Linked DNA regions of Homo sapiens: region 2 is linked to region 1. The links are chromatin contacts, found by Hi-C in ENCODE. All regions are on one chromosome and are shown on one strand. Each heading gives the region's core, a stretch centred on a gene start or an enhancer-like site at or near the end of the contact. The rest is flanking DNA. Distances are from core to core; before and after follow the strand shown. Region 1 holds the start of MLIP (muscular LMNA interacting protein). Region 2 has its middle 17 kb from the start of TINAG.

The links. Hi-C counts contacts between places; a loop is a spot of excess contacts on that map. Pooled maps may share reads with other maps.
Region 2: a map of endothelial cell of umbilical vein shows a loop between it and region 1 (7-fold over the local background). The contact joins the enhancer-like site here to the promoter of MLIP in region 1. A Hi-C loop is called at or near these places in 1 of 168 maps with a recorded cell type or tissue (endothelial cell of umbilical vein), 1 of 37 single-sample maps with no recorded cell type and 4 of 50 pooled maps.

What each region holds. Positions count from the first base shown.
Region 1 is chr6:54,109,990-54,113,214 of GRCh38, reverse strand. MLIP (muscular LMNA interacting protein) reads right to left here and starts at 1,772. Exons shown (of 14, transcript NM_001281747.2): 1 at 1,640-1,772. The coding sequence starts at 1,735.
Region 2 is chr6:54,290,146-54,293,370 of GRCh38, reverse strand. No RefSeq gene overlaps it. Among named protein-coding and RNA genes, the nearest start is that of TINAG, 17 kb to the left of the region's middle. Within about 2 kb of position 1,455, at least 3 of the 41 ENCODE cell types and tissues checked have a DNase peak (open chromatin) inside an H3K27ac peak, as active enhancers do; they include endothelial cell of umbilical vein, where a contact is called at or near this core.

The sequences.
Region 1 (3,225 bases), core at 523-3,022:
TCTGTAACTAGGCCTTCCCTTATCTTTCCATGTCATGACTATAGGTCTATCTTATGTTCCATCCAAATAAAATTTAAAAAATAATATATGAAAGTCTTCATTATAAGCACCCCATGGTTACAAAATACATATAACCATTATAAGCAGTAAGTAGCTTTACCTTCTAAAGCATATATAATGATGAAAATTTATTTCTTCAAACACCTTGCACAATTTGTATAATTCAATGCTACTTAAGTATCTAAGATACAAATACAGCTCCACAACTGGTATGTCACATGCTATGAACTTTTTAAAAGTTGACAGCTATAACTTTCAGTGAATAAAGTAGAAACAAAGTATGAATGAAAACTGATGCTTCAATGAATAAGGTATGCTTTTACAACGGTACTGCCTAAAAAATTTCTAAACATAACCACATCCTGACAATAAAGGCAACTGAAAAGAAGAAAACCTATTTCTTTCTAATTTATTGTTATATTTTCCTAAAGAAACATCCATATCCTACATAAAATTTTCTCACCAGTGTAAGGAAACAATTTTTTTTTATTTTAGTTGAACCAGTACATGATGTGATTCCAGAAAACACAGAAACAGGAAATCTAATAAAACTAAAGACTTATTCATCTTCCTGAGTTACTGTTGGAGAATAACAAGATCAGACATAAATTCCTGTCCACATACATATCTTCAGAAGAATAATCACAAAAAGGGCAATCATTTGGTATTCGCTTTTAAGCTAACAGTACAATATTAGCTCTTTTCACCACCTTTACCTAGCATCCTTAACTTACCAAGGATCTAATACTCATTCACAAGGAATTTCAGTTGGAAAAGAATTTGAAATTACACCAACTATGCAATGCAACATTCAGATAAAGAGCCACATATTAGCCAGTAGACTATTTAATCCCTTGTTTAGGAGAGAACAAAAAAATATTTGCTGTTTACTGCATACTGTGGCTAAGTTCCAATGTAGCCTAAGAATGAATTGCTATGGTGATGAAAAACCATTTTCCACACAAAGCAGCAACAGATGCATGTTAACAGCATTGCACTTGTTAATTGCCAATTAACACTTTCAGTTGTCAATGTTATTTAAATATCTTAGTTTCTATCCTTGGGAAACTAATTTAGTCATAGAAATATGAGATAAAAGGATTAAAATCTTTTTCTAAATACACTTTGAAATGCTCAAAATCTCTAAGAACGTCATCTTCTCACCGGATAGCCTAATAATTTGAGAAACTGTTTTCCCGCATGCCACGCAGGCTAACAGCTCCTTTGCTCAGTTTTGGGCTGTAATGCCTTCCTTTCTTATATTTCCCTAAAAGTTCTCTTCCTTCAGATGTTGACACCCACACTCGCAGATGGCCTCTAGCCTCCTGTTAAGGCATTACAGGGTATCTTACATTATCACTGTGCCAAGGGCAATCCTGAGCATTTTCTTTGCCCAATGAGCAGTTTTGTCTTTATCAGCTCACCCTTTTCTCTAAGTGAAGATAGCATTTCATTTCAATATACATACAAATTTATCTTCACTGGGCAGCTCTCCCTCACATCCTTGCAGCAAATACCACCAGCACCGTACACTGCTTTTAAAAGTTACTGAAAGCATTAAGCAAAGACTTCCTTTTACCTGGGGTGTGGTCTGAATGCTCCCTGATAAGATGCACGAGGTCATTTGGAAGTAATTGTTCCCGCAGTCACTCAGAAGCCCCTGTTCTGAAAGCATTGATTCATCACATAAGGGAGCGAGCAAACCAATGACTGAGGTGGGAAGGGAGCCTCATACTAAAACAACACACACACACTCACGCAGAAAGAAGAAATTCTAAAAAGAGGTAAAGCAGAGTCATTCCAAAATTGAGGAATTGTGTCAGCTCCGAAGAGTAGATTTCTGTTTTGACAATTTTTAGATTTGGAACATTATGAGAGGTCATACTAACTGCTGAAATGGAATCAGTAGAAGTGAAAAAAAGAAAAAGAAAAAGAAAAAAAGCCACTGATATGTGTTTTCCCTCTTTTCTTTTCATGCATGTATTCCAATTATATATTCTGTGAAAAGAAGAGAAAAGCCAGATTGTGCAGCAATGAGAAGCTGATTGAAGGGCGCTAGCACCTGCCAATCTCAATAATCAGTTGGTCATGCTCATAGAGAACATTTAGAGGTATAAATACATGCAAACACTGTGTCCAAATAAAGAACTAGAAAACACACAGTTATTTCAAAATATCAGTAACTTTATCCTTAGTATATAAATTGTAAGCAACAATACAGGAGCATCTGTAGTGACTGAAGTTATGTTATTAACAAAATCACCTCTAAAATAAAGCTTGGAATCAAATCCTTGTCAAAACAGAATTTCATTCCAAGGTTCCTGGAAGACAGTGAGAATCCTGACTGCAGACAAACCTTAAAACTTCATATGTGAAATTGATTGGAGTCTTCAGCTTTCAGTACTTCTATTTTCTAAGTATTGATTTTTCTCCAAATCTGTAATATCTACATTTGTGCTTTGGCAGTGAAAAGTGTTGTATCCAAAGGACTAGATATAGATCAAAGGCTATGGGAAGGAATTACTATTTTAGAAACCTAGATTATGCCTCTTCACATTTTCGATGTTATCAAAAGCCTGAGATTATGGAAACATAATGAGTAAAATAATTGCTATAAGTGATTCTATTAGCACAGTGGGAGGAACTATTCCAAACAACACAGACCTAGAATATGATCTAAATTTCTGAATATAAGTGCCGTGTTATAAAAAAAACTATGAGCCTTCTTCTATTTTACACATATTTATGGATACTCAAAAGAGAATATAAGTGCCTCTTGCCCTCAAAAAGCTAATGGTTTGAGAATATAAAACAGGTAAACAAATAACAAAGATACAAAGTGAAAAAAGAAAACAAGAAAAAGCCCTATACTGGCCAGGCGCCGTGGCTCATGCCTGTAATCCCAGCACTTTGGGAGGCCGAGGCGGGCGGACCACAAGGTCAGGAGATCGAGACCATTCTGGCTTATATGGTGAAACCCTGTCTCTACTAAAAAATACAAAAAATTAGCCGGGCGTTGTGGCGGGCAGCTGTAGTCCCAGCTAATCGGGAGGCTGAGGCAGGAGAATGGCATGAATCCGGGAGGCGGAGCTTGCAGTGAGCCAATATCGCGCCACTGCACTACAGCCTGGGCGACACAGCGAGACTCCGTCAAAAAAAAAAAGA
Region 2 (3,225 bases), core at 206-2,705, 180 kb before region 1:
ATAATGGTAAAGGGCTCCATTCAATAAGAAGACCTAACTATCATAAATATGTATACACCTAACACAGGAGCACTCACATTCATAACACAAGTTCTTAGAGACCTATGAAGAGACTTAGATAAGTACACAATGACAGTGGGAAGACTTTAATACTCCACTGACTGTATTAGGTAGATGATTGAGGCAGAAAACTTAACAGATATCCATAACTTGAACTTGACACTTGACCAAATAGACCTAATAGATGTCTGCAGAACTCTACACCCCAAAACAACAGAATGTACATTCTTCTCATGTGCACATTGCAGATACTCTAAAATTGACCACACAATTGTACATAAAATAATCCTCAGCAAATTCAAAATCATAGGAACAGAAAACCAAATACCACATGTTCTCACTTACAAGTGGGAGCTAAACATTGAGTGCATAGGACACAAAGTAGGGAACAACAGATACCAGGGCCTGCTTGAGGGTGAAAGAAGGGAGGAGGATGAAGATCAAAAAACTACCCATCAGGGACTATGTTTATCACCTGGGTGATGAAATAATCTGTACACTAAACCCCAGTTACATGCAATTTACCTATACAACAAATCTGTACATGTACCCCCTGAAACTAAAATGAACGTTAAAAAAAAAGAAAATCAATGTAATTCACCACATTAACAGAATAAAGAACAAATGTGTAAATAAGATCAGACACTTTCTCAATGATCTCTACACAAGTGAAAGGGAACTCATGGCATGTGATAACAGCATCTATTGCCTTGTCACTTGTTTTAATGCGAGAATTTGAAGGGGCTTTCAGCCTATGGAATCATCACTAACTTGGGGGAATCATCCCATATTTATGTCATCAGCACACTCTCAATGCTTAAAAACCCTTTCATTTGCAAACTCATAATCTCACTCCAGCACTCCTAATCCAGTGTTTTTCATGCTGGCTGAAGATTAGAATCACCTGGAAGTAAAAATTATAAAAAATAAAAATTAAGCTCTTCTCTATATCTCATCTTAAGAATCTATGATTTCATTTGTATAGAACAAGATGAAATAAGTTGAAAAACAACTATTGCAGTTACTCAAAAATTTCATTTTTCCAGTCTCTTTTTCCTCATCTCTTCCCTATTAATTTCAATAGTACAGACACAGGGCCTTCCTGTATAATGTCATGATTTGTGATATGTCATTTGGATTTATTCTTATTGAAAAATGAGTTATCCCATACACTTGTACAACAGCTATTCATTTCCTCATCACTTTTAACTTATAAAAATTATCACTATTTTCCATCCCACCATGCCTTTTCTTCCTGGCACTTATTTTGTACTTATCAAGCACGGAGTCGTAGGAGGTGTTTCTTGAGTCATAGCTGCTCTCCATGTGTCAGTTTTAAGGTCATTTGCATTAAATTACCTTAACTACCCTGAAAGTAACACATGGAGAGCAGCTTCCTATGACTCAAGAAACCACAATGACTAAAATAACCTAACATTATTAGTAACCCATTTATTGGTGGTGAGCACTTTTAATTGTCATCTAATTTTACTCAAATAGTGAGACTTCATAAATTGAAAATACATAAATTGAAAAGCTTCCATACCAGATACATAATAGGCACTCAATATATATTAGTTTCCTCTCCAAATTATTTCCTGGATTTGCCCCTCCCTTTCCAATCATTCACCTTTGGATAATAAGAGCATTAAACAGATCTTGTGTAATCTTAAATTCTAATTCTCAGAGGGCTATTAATATTCAGCAATCATATTTCTTCCTTTTGTAGAATAAAAAAATCATTTGTATTCATGAGTAGGAATCCTCAGGGTATTCACATCCCATTTGCTCACAGAGATGATGATAACAACCCATTCAAAAATGTTGATGTTCAATCAGAACAGAATGAGGAAAATGAGATGAAACACACTACATGAGACGGATGCACCTGGGTTGAGGAAAGCATGATGGTCCAGACAAGGACAGGGCTCCTTGTTTCTCACCAGAAGCAGGCAACTTTGGGCATGTTATTACAGAGATGGTATGTCCTTTCCTACCCTCCATGAGGCAGGAACCATAGCTGACTGGGAAAGCTGACTCATTTTGAGCAGCTGCTCTAGTGAACACCAGAAGAGAGAAAGGAGAAGTGTTTCCACTCTCACAAGCAAATAAAGTGAGAATGAAGACTAATACATTTTCTAAAACGTTTCAGAGCCCCAAGGACCAAAAAAATAGGGATGGGGGGGCGGTGGAGATGTGTATTCCTTACATTACAGAGAGATATAAATAACATGTCTGAAATGATCTCATTTAAAACAGTGTGGTCAAGAAGAGAGAGTTTGGGATTTTGAATCCGAAAATTGAATGTGGGTTCTGGCATTAGCCTTATCTTTTGATGTACTCTTTTTAGAGGTTATTTATCTTTTTTTGACTCAGTTTATGGGTGAAATGATAATAAGTATACTGGTTGAGTATATTTTCTCACATTTAGGTTATTCGTATGAAGGACATCCACAGTTTAGACCACTAAATTAGGTTGAGCCAAACACAACGTACTTCCTTGTTTCTGCATCTCTTGCACCATGGTGCAAAACTCGTGCTGCTGAACTCAGAGTCTTAGTTTAGGCATCTAACAACTAACTGTTAAGCAGTAACACACACATTTATCTGAACAGGAATAGGCAACAGCTCAAGCACAATGCAAGCTGAATTCATTTTAGATTCTGTCATATTTTTATCCCCCCAAAACAACAGAATCTGCAGAATATGAAGTCTGGTTCAATCATATAAAATTTCCATTACCGAATACCTTTTACATCTTCTGTTTCTAAAGTAACAACATTCAGATTTGTACAATAGTGTACTAGTTTATTTTACATTTGTGTAACCAAAAAGCCCCTTTAGATTAACTTTTGAAAACAACTCTTAATTTGAGTTTGAGAGATCACTTCAAGGGAGACAGAAGCTAGGTGCAGATTTTTACTACTTGTTTGGCTTCTCTGCTCTTCTATGAGGTTGAAGTTGGCTCCTCTACTTTTCAAGCAGGGAACCCTGATGCCTCACAATCTCAGGAGGTGGGGGGGGAAAAGAAAGTGGCTTTATAATGTATGGTGATATTTAGGTTCACTTGCATAGTAAATGCAATTTTTAAAGCAAAGGGCAAAGCTTGCTGGAATTCCATTGCTTTCTTAAAAAGAAAAAATTCCCAGATCATTTTACATCTGA